Regions from separate parts of the Homo sapiens genome. Here all the other regions are linked to region 2. A link is a contact called in ENCODE Hi-C or POLR2A ChIA-PET data. All regions are on one chromosome and are shown on one strand. Each heading gives the region's core, a stretch centred on a gene start or an enhancer-like site at or near the end of the contact. The rest is flanking DNA. Distances are from core to core; before and after follow the strand shown. Region 1 holds the start of GLTPD2 (glycolipid transfer protein domain containing 2). Region 2 holds the start of UBE2G1 (ubiquitin conjugating enzyme E2 G1). Region 3 holds the start of PELP1-DT (PELP1 divergent transcript).

The links. A loop is a pair of places that touch in the nucleus more often than their neighbours do. ChIA-PET counts read pairs that join two places held with the same protein, here RNA polymerase II (POLR2A). Pooled maps may share reads with other maps.
Region 1: a loop to region 2 is called in a pooled map, with 6 times the contacts of the local background. The contact joins the promoter of GLTPD2 here to the promoter of UBE2G1 in region 2. A Hi-C loop is called at or near these places in 1 of 168 maps with a recorded cell type or tissue (naive thymus-derived CD4-positive, alpha-beta T cell) and 11 of 50 pooled maps. POLR2A ChIA-PET finds 5 or more read pairs at or near these places in 1 of 52 experiments (CD4-positive, alpha-beta T cell).
Region 3: a loop to region 2 is called in a pooled map, with 4 times the contacts of the local background. The contact joins the promoter of PELP1-DT here to the promoter of UBE2G1 in region 2. A Hi-C loop is called at or near these places in 2 of 168 maps with a recorded cell type or tissue (both CD8-positive, alpha-beta T cell), 2 of 37 single-sample maps with no recorded cell type and 13 of 50 pooled maps. POLR2A ChIA-PET finds 5 or more read pairs at or near these places in 1 of 52 experiments (activated T-cell).

The regions. Positions count from the first base shown.
Region 1 is chr17:4,787,520-4,790,535 of GRCh38, forward strand. It overlaps GLTPD2 (glycolipid transfer protein domain containing 2), which reads left to right and starts at 1,445. Exons shown (of 4, transcript NM_001014985.3): 1 at 1,445-1,598; 2 at 1,707-1,771; 3 at 1,992-2,158; 4 at 2,240-3,016. The coding sequence starts at 1,493. The coding sequence ends at 2,777. RefSeq lists a silencer at 2,252-2,901.
Region 2 is chr17:4,365,406-4,368,256 of GRCh38, forward strand. It overlaps UBE2G1 (ubiquitin conjugating enzyme E2 G1), which reads right to left and starts at 1,270. Exons shown (of 6, transcript NM_003342.5): 1 at 866-1,270. The coding sequence starts at 911. RefSeq lists silencers at 1-690, 741-1,440 and enhancers at 603-1,289, 1,109-1,403.
Region 3 is chr17:4,702,691-4,705,741 of GRCh38, forward strand. It overlaps PELP1-DT (PELP1 divergent transcript), which reads left to right and starts at 1,540. Exons shown (of 2, transcript NR_103482.1): 1 at 1,540-1,680; 2 at 2,509-2,839. It overlaps PELP1 (proline, glutamate and leucine rich protein 1), which reads right to left and starts at 1,447. Exons shown (of 17, transcript NM_014389.3): 1 at 1,173-1,447. The coding sequence starts at 1,421. It also overlaps the pseudogene RPS12P29.

The DNA.
Region 1 (3,016 bases), core at 195-2,694, 420 kb after region 2:
TATGTTTTTTGTTTGTTTGTTTGTTTGTTTGTTTTGAGACGAAGTCTCACTCTGTTGCCCAGGTTGGAGTGCAGTGACGCCATCTCGGCTCACTGCAACCTCTGCCTCCCGGGTTCAAGCGATTCTCTTCCCTTAACCTCCCGAGTAGCTGGGATTATAGGCGTTCGCCACCACGCCCGGCTAATTTGTATATTTTTAGTAGAGACGGGGTGTTGCCATGTTAGCCAGGCTGACCTCAGGTGATCCGCCCACCTCGGCCTCCCAAAGTGCTGGGATTACAGGCGTGAGCCACCGTGCCTGGCCTAAAAATGCCTGGCTAAATTTGTTAGGGGCCACAACCCCAGATTTACCTGCCCCTCATACACACTCCTTTGTTTATTCAATACCTATTTAGCAATAATATGTTTTGGCTTAAGCAATATTCCACTTGCTGTAAGCAAGAATAACAAGGCCCCTGTCATCAGAGGTCACATTCCAGTGGGGGAGACAGAGGATAAATTCTCCCCCAGTGGACCTTGAGCTCTGTGAAGGCACTTTTGTATTCTTGAAGCCTAGTACGTGCGGAAGTACTTAATAAAAGTTGGTGCAATGAATGATTGAAGAGCCAATCTGGAGTTTTGAAAATTAAACCACAAAAATGCAAAAGGATAAAGCCTGACGTACGTATATGATTGCAAGAGGTCATGTATCCAGGTCAAGACAAAGTCCCCTGGGAATAAGATAGAGAATTTAGAAGTGGGTGTTCCCGGCTGGGCGCGGTGGTTTACGCCTGTAATCCCAGCACTTTGGGAGGCCAAGTTGGGCGGATCACAAGGTCAGGAGTTCGAGACCAGCCTGTCCAGTATGGTGAAACCCTGTCTCTACTAAAAATGTAAAAATTAGCCGGCACTTTCCAGCCTGGGCGACAGAGCGAGACTTTGTCTCAAAAAACAAAAAAACAAAAAACAAACAAAAAAAAAAAGAGAGCGAGAGAGAAGTGGGTGTTCCCTGGATCCCAGAGCCGGACAATGCTTGAACTTAATAAGATTTATAGGGCAATTGTGGTCAGCTTTTCCATTTAGTGTTTTCACATACGTTATCATTTAATCCTCACATGAGGCTTGCAAAGTACCTATTATTATCCTCAATTTACAGTGGAGGGAACTCAAGCCCAGAGTGAATTTAGGGCCCACACCACTGCTCAGTAGGGGAGCTGTTCTGGGCCCTGCCTCTCTTCCCAATACTCAGAGTGCCTCTTGCTACAGCTGGCCCTACAGGGAAGGGAAATGCACTGATCTGTCACTGCTGTCGAATCCCCCAAATTCCCTTCACCCAGTTCCTCGCACCCAGGGTAGCTGCCCTTTGGGGCGAAGGGCACAGGGGAAGGGGCCTTAGTAGGTTAATTATTAATCCTTTGCGCCTCAGGGCACCACGGGCTTCTGTCCCCTCCTGGAGGCGGAGGGACACGGACTGGCTAGGCGCTGGTGAGGGGGCGGCGGTCCCAGCAGCAGGCATGGGAGTGGCGGCGCGGCCCCCAGCCCTGCGGCACTGGTTCAGCCACTCAATTCCTCTCGCTATCTTCGCGCTGCTGCTGCTTTATCTCAGTGTTCGGAGCCTAGGTGAGCTGCCCCTTCCCTCACTTGCTCCGGGAGGAAGCCCGGAATCCAGGCCCTCACGACTCAAGCCTCTTTCTCGAGCCCTCACCGCTCCGCTTCTCCTCTACCCAGGCGCCCGCTCGGGCTGCGGACCCAGGGCGCAGCCCTGCGTTCCAGGGGAAACGGCGCCCTTCCAGGTACGCTAGGCGCAGGATTGGGCGCGGGCGCTCCAGGAGGGACCAGAACAGGGGGACGTGGAGCCAGGCTGAGGGTCCGGCAAAGGGCGGGTCCTCCCCCGGTCTACCCTCTCCCGTCGGAAGCTGAGCGCACAGCAGAAGAGCCGCCAGCTAAACCTTCGGAACAATTTCTTCAGGGCAGAATCTGCTCCCACCTCTTCCCATCGTGTCTCCCCACCAGGTCCGGCAGGAGTCGGGAACCCTGGAGGCCCCGGAGAGGAAACAGCCTCCGTGTCTGGGCCCTCGGGGGATGCTGGGCCGCATGATGAGGCGGTTCCACGCCAGTCTGAAACCCGAAGGGGATGTGGGGCTGTCGCCGTACCTGGCGGGATGGAGGGCACTCGTCGAGTGAGTGGCCTCCCGCCCCCCAGCCGGTCCCCGCCTCCTTGGCGGCTCCATCTCCATTCTCTCAAATCGTCTCGCCCGCAGGTTCCTGACTCCCCTCGGCTCCGTCTTCGCCTTCGCCACTAGGGAGGCCTTCACCAAGGTGACAGACCTGGAGGCTCGGGTGCACGGCCCGGACGCGGAGCACTACTGGTCGCTGGTGGCCATGGCGGCGTGGGAGCGGAGGGCGGGACTGCTGGAGCAGCCGGGGGCGGCCCCCCGGGACCCGACCCGGAGCTCGGGCTCTCGCACGCTGCTCCTGCTGCACCGCGCGCTGCGCTGGTCCCAGCTCTGCCTCCACCGGGTGGCGACCGGCGCGCTGGGAGGCCCGGACGCGGGCGTGCAGTGCAGCGACGCCTACCGTGCGGCCCTGGGTCCGCATCACCCCTGGCTGGTCCGACAGACCGCCCGCCTCGCCTTCCTCGCCTTCCCGGGTCGCCGCCGCCTGCTGGAGCTGGCGTGTCCCGGAGCCACCGAGGCGGAGGCGCGGGCCGCGCTGGTCCGGGCCGCCGGCACCTTGGAGGATGTCTACAACCGCACCCAGAGCCTGCTGGCCGAGCGCGGCCTGCTCCAGCTGGCCTAAGACGGCGGCTGCGGGGACCGGCGGGAACGGAGCGGACCGCCCGGGGTGGGGCCGCGCAGCCCGGGGTCAGTCCTGCAGCCCGCGCCGCGGCCGCCTCCGTATCCCGCCTCTTCCGTGACGTCGCCGCGGCGAGGGCCGCCCCCGGCAGGGAATGGCGTTGAGCTCCCTCTGTCCGCAGTCTCGGAAAGACGGGAGGAGCTGTGAGGAATAAAAAAGCAATATTTGGCAGCGTCGACGTA
Region 2 (2,851 bases), core at 20-2,519:
CAACCTGGAAGCCGCAAACGGCCGGAGGCCGGGACAATGGGGGAGGGGGGCCGCAGGCTCCTCGGGGAGGCCGACCCGGCCGCCGCCCCGGGCCAGAGCCTGCGGGCGCAGCTCCGGGGTTTGCAGGCCTGCGCAGCAGCCGGAATCGCGGCGAGCACAAAGCCCGGAGCCGGCCAGCGAGCGGCTCTCCCCGCGGCCCGCTCCTACCCTCCCCCAGCCGGGCGGCGCAGCCGGAGCCCGTGCCAGGCGGAGGCAGGCGAGGCGGCGATCCGCACTCCGCCAGGGTCTCCGGCACCCTCGCGCCCGCGTGGAGGCCGCCGAGGCCAGCGCTTTTGTTGTCGGCCCCAACTCCGCGGACCCAGCGCCGCCCGGGGAGAAGTTTTGTGCGCCTCACCTATCCCGCCAGGGCCGGTCCCTTCCGCCCGCCCTCAGACACCGAGCCGGGGACTCGCAGCCGCACTGGGTCCGGACGCTCCAGCCGGCCCCGAAGGTCCGGCGGCCCCGGCAGCACCTGAACCCGGGACCCGCCCCTCCAAGCTGGCGGCCCCGGCCTGGGGACCCGCACACAGCCCCTCCCCCGCAACGTCCTACAGAACGGTGGGGGAGGGGACCTCCTCCTCTCCGACCCCCCGGGCGCCAGGCCCAGTCCCTGGGCCGGAGCTGGGTCGCGTCCCCGCCCCCAGTGCCCTCCAAGAGCCGGGCGAGAACGGCTGGGCCCGGCCGGGACCGGAGCCTCGAGGTCCCCACCCTCGCAGGCCCGGGCCCCTTCGGCAGTACGGCCGCTGGCCCGGGAGGAGAAGAGGGACTGGGCTGCGGCTGTCCGCGATCGCGGCCGGGCCCGGCGCCCCGCCGCCCGCCTGCTCACCTGCCAGCTGTCTTCGCAGTAGCAGTGCCGACTGCAGCTCCGTCATCCTCCCTGCCGAGGGCCCGGGCTGGCGCCGGGGCTTCCGAAGGGCTGGGGACAGGCTCTGGGGGCGGCTGGAGCGGGGTGTGCCGAGGAACCCGGGCCCCGCGACCGGAGCGCCGGAGCCGAGGAAGGCCGGGCTGAGGCGGCGGGAGCGGCGCCTCGCTGCCGGTGCGAGTCCGCTCGCTTCAGCTCTTTTCACAGCGACTCACGCCCGGAAGGGGAGGGTGCCCGGGCTGCCGCGGCGCGCACTGGGACTTCGCTCGCCCGCTTCCCTCCTTCAACCCGCCCGTCGGCCCCACCGGTGCCTTCCCCCGCCACTGCCTCACTGCGCGCAGGGCCGCTCGGCGCAGGCGCGCTGAGACTGCCGACTTGGGAAGCGTCCCGCCCGCTAGCCCGACCCCTCGGCCTCCCGCCCCGCCCCCGGCGGCGGAACCCCGCCCCTTGAGCGCAGTTGTCCCGTCCGCCGCCATTTTGGGAAGGTCGACGCCCGGCTGCCAGCCCAAGCCTCCGCTGGTAGACGCCCCGCGGACGCCATGACAAAGAGGTCGCAGAGGGTCAAATACAGCCTCTGGATTGAAGCAGTGGATATAGGAGCGAAGAGGCCAGAAGAAGTGGTAGATGTCTAGTCCTTGGCGAGCGCCCAAAAGCCATCTAACACTGCCACATGGTGTGCGAAGTAGGAATTGTTAGAAAGCCGAAGTTAGTACTGGTGTGCCCCATTTTAACCAAACATCAAAATAGAGGCAATATATGATGATAACTCACTTTACATGAAGAGTGCACAAAAAAAGCCACCGCGTCCGGCCCTATTATTATTGAGCCACCGAGACCGGCCCTGTTATTATTATCATTTATGGACGGCAATTCTCTCTGTCGCCCAGGCTGGAGTGCAGTGATCATAGCTCACTGCAGCTTGGAACTCCTGGGCTTAAGGGATCCTCCCATCTGAGTCTCCTTAGTATCTGGGATTACAGGTACACACCACCATGCCCTGCTATTTTTTTATTTGCTTTATAGAGATCGGGGGGTTTGACGGGGCGCGGTGGCTCATGCTTGTAATCCCAGCACTTTGAGAGGCCGAGGTGGGCAGATCACCTGAGGTCACGAGTTCGAGACCATCCTGGCCAACATGGTGAAACCTGGTCTCTACTAAAAATACAAAAATTAGCCCAGCCTGGTGGCAGGCGCCTGTACTCCCAGCTACCAGGGAGGCTGAGAAAGGAGAATTGCTTGAACCTAGGAGGCAGAGATTGCAGTGAGCCGAGATGGTGCCACTGCACTCCAGCATGGCCGACAGAGAGAGACTCCGTCTCACAAAAAAAAAAAAAAAGGAGGGGGGGGCCAGAGGTCTCTCTGTGTTGCCCAGGCTGGTCTCAAACTCCTGGGTTCAAGCAGTCCTTCCAACTCGGCCTCCCAAAGTGTTAGCATTACAAGTGTGAACCACTGCCCCCTATCAAATAGACCAAAGGGACCATTTTGATATTTCACTTTACCAAATCAAGGAAATTTACTTCTATTCCTAGTTTCTTTCTTTTTTATTTTATTTATTTATTTATTTATTTTTTGAGACAGCCTTGTTCTGTCGCCCAGGCTGGAGTGCAGTGGCGTGATCTTGGCCCACTGCAACCTCTGCCTCTCAGGTTCCCGAGTTAAAGCAATTCTCCTGCCTCAGACTCCTGAGTAGCTGGGACTACAGGCGCACGCCTCCAGGCCAGGCTAATTTTCTTTCGTATTTTAGTAGAGATGGGGTTTTACCATGTTGCCCAGGCTGGTCTCGAACTCCTGAACTCAGGCAATCCGCCTGCCTCAGCCTCCCAAAATGCTAGGATTATAGGCAAGGGCCACTGTGCCCGGCCTATTCCTAGTTTCTTAAGATTTATTTTTTGTAAAAAAAAAAAAAAAAAAGATTTATTTTTTGTAATAATTTCCAAATCTGGTGAAAGA
Region 3 (3,051 bases), core at 290-2,789, 340 kb after region 2:
TGACAACCATCTTCCTGGAAGGTAGCATAGAGCTAGGAAGGTCCCAGGAATGAAGGGTGGACACAGAAGATCTCGTGTTTATGGGTCTTGAAGGATGGGTAGAATTTGGGGGAGGTTTAGTGGGAGAGAAGGGAAGATAGGAGATTGTTATAAGGAGCAGCTATTATGGGCTAGAAATATGCCTTCTTAGAATCAGTGCCTTCACCCGGACAAGATGGTGGGGGTTCAAGCTAGAATGGGAGCAATGAGAAAGATGGAAAAGAGTGGACAGATCTGAAAACTACTCAAAGGATAAAATCAACAGGACTTGACAGATTGCTTATGGAGGTGTATGAAGAAGAGTTTAGAATTACTTGAGTGTCTAGCTTGCAGAACTGAATGGTTATCAGATTCCATTCTTATAGAAGTCCAAAGGCTCCTAACCCGGCCTAAAACGCTCTGCATGACCCGACCACTGCCTACCCATCTCACCAGTCTCATCTGTACCCACTCTCTTCCCCTCCACATCTGAGCCCCAGGAACGATGCCCTTCTTTCCAGTTCCTTCCTACCACAGGGTCTTCCCACATGAGCTCTCCTCTGACTGAACAGCCCCTCCCATATTTTTTCCCTACCCAACCCCTATTCATCCTTAGGGTCTCAGCTTAAACGCCGGTTTCTTTGGAAAAATCTCTGCCAGTCTTCAGATAAGGTTAGAGACCCCTGATATTCAATTCTCATCTTGTTTCGCAGCATTTTGTGTATCGCCACCACGTCTGTAACCGGAGCGCCTAGTACAGTATCTGACCCTCAATAAGAGCTCGGTAAATGTTTATTGTTGAATGCGTCATTCAGTCAGTCGAAACAATCCCCGAAACAGATATTGCCAGAGGAAAAAGAGACTTTTAGATTATACAACTAGTGAGTGACCGGGCCTGGAACCTAATCGATTCCTGTGTGCCGACCAATAGCCTAACAACAGAAAAATAAGGCCCATTTTTCCCCTGGAGAAACTCATGGCCGATAAAGGAGAAATACGTGCATCCCGTCCGGACTGATACCTGGATCCCCTTTCTGCCCGCAGCTCTCCTTCCTTCAACCTCCCTATCGCACTTGCACTGCACCGTAATCCCGGCGCACAGGTGCCGCGCCATCCTCCCCACAGGGCCGCGGGCACGCGGGCCACGGACTCACCTGGGCCCCGCCCACCGACCCATGCAGCCGCAATAGGCACATGAGCCCGGGCAAATGTGGGGCCGAGCGGTTTGGGGGATGCACCGGAGCAACGGCAGACCCCGTTCGAGGTTGCAGCAAACCAGAAACACTCTCCAGCAGCAGCAGGCGGAGCCGCGGGCCCGAGCTCACTGCCGAGAGACCCCCGGTCCCGCCAGGAACCCCAGCCGCGGAGCCCGCAGAGGGCCCACTCAGAACGGCTGCCGCCATCTTCCCCCGGGTTCCAGTGGTGGCGTGGCGCGATGACGCAAACACACCGCGACGGCCGCCTACTGGGGAGGGGGCGTGGGGAGGGGGCTGCGGTCTTGCGCACTGAGTGAAGGCAGGCTGGACTCGCGGGCTCAAGCTGGGAAGGAGCATGCGCGGAGAGAGCAGCCTGGGCGCCGAGGCAGCGGGGTGCTCGGTTCCCGGAGTGATGGCGGATGAGGCTGCCTGTGAGCGTGTCCGAGGCGGTCCTGTGATGTTAAAGGTACACGTGGTCCGGACAAAAGGCGCCAAAGTCGGAACGATTTCCATTTAGCGGACGGAGTCTTGGGACATCTTCGCTGTAGGAATCAATAACTCTCATTTTTTTTTTTTGAGACGGAGTCTCGCTCTGTGGCCCAGGCTGGAGTGCAGTGGCGCGATCTCGGCTCACCGCAACCTCCACCTTCCAGGTTCAAGCGATTTCCCTGCCTCAGCCTCCCGAGTAGATGGGATTACAGTCGCGCGCCACCACGCCCGGCTAATTTTTTTTGTATTTTTGTAGAGATGGGGTTTCACCATGTTGGCCAGGATGGTCTTGAACTCCTGACCTCAGGTGTTCCGCCCGCCTTGGCCTCCCAAAGTGCTGAGATTACAGGCATGAGCCACCGCACCCTGCCTAGGAATCAGTAACGTGTGTGTGTGTGTACGCGCGCCAAAGATTTATTTCTTCATTTCTTGCATTTCAAGTACTCTTCGATGTCATCCTTGGCCTGAGACTCCTTGCCATAGTCCTTAACTACTACACAACTGCAACCAACCACTTTACGGGGTTTCCCCTCTCTGTCGATTTTTACAGAGCCCTACCCATTCTCCTAGTTTCTTGTTGTCATCAACCTTAATTAGGTTGATTTGGTGTTCAGCACAAAGGCCTCCACCAACTTGACATACATAGTAGGCTCATCATAGTTGGATGCAAGCACACAAAGATGGGCTTGGCGTTTGTCTAAGGCTTTGGCAGCTTCGCGAATTCCACGTGCTAGGTCATGGTGGATGAGAGCGGTCTTCAGCACCTCTTGTGAAGCAGTATTAACATCCATTACCCCTCCAGCAGCAATGCCTTCCTCGGCCGTGGCGGTGGGTTACAAGTGAAGCTGAATCTTGAAGGTACCCAAGCCTCCGCCTCCGCGCAACTCGGCAGCGGCAGGGAAAGAGAAGGAATCAATAACTCTCTAGGTAACTTGAAATCACAGACATTTTTAACTACATTTGCAACTTCAGAAATGATACAAGACGTGCGCCTTGCAAAAGCCAATTCAAACAGTACAGAAAGGCATAAAGTAAAAAGAAAAACTGCTCCTCCCCCGCAAAGCCCTGCCCCAGTAGCGTGTATACTTTCCTAATATTAGTCTATGCACAAGCACATAAATGAATATTTTACAAGATTGGGGTCTGCGTGTGGCTTGTTTTCACTCATGGCCTTCTTTATGCTGTTTTTTAAACTGTGGTATGAATGAAATGGGTGCACCATGATTTAATAATTCTATTGCTGAATTAATGCTTAAAGGCTGCTCCAGCTTTTTGCTAATGCAAACTGTAGTGAACACGCTAATACCTCTATGTTTATGTTTGTGTACTTTTGTGATTGTTAGATTCA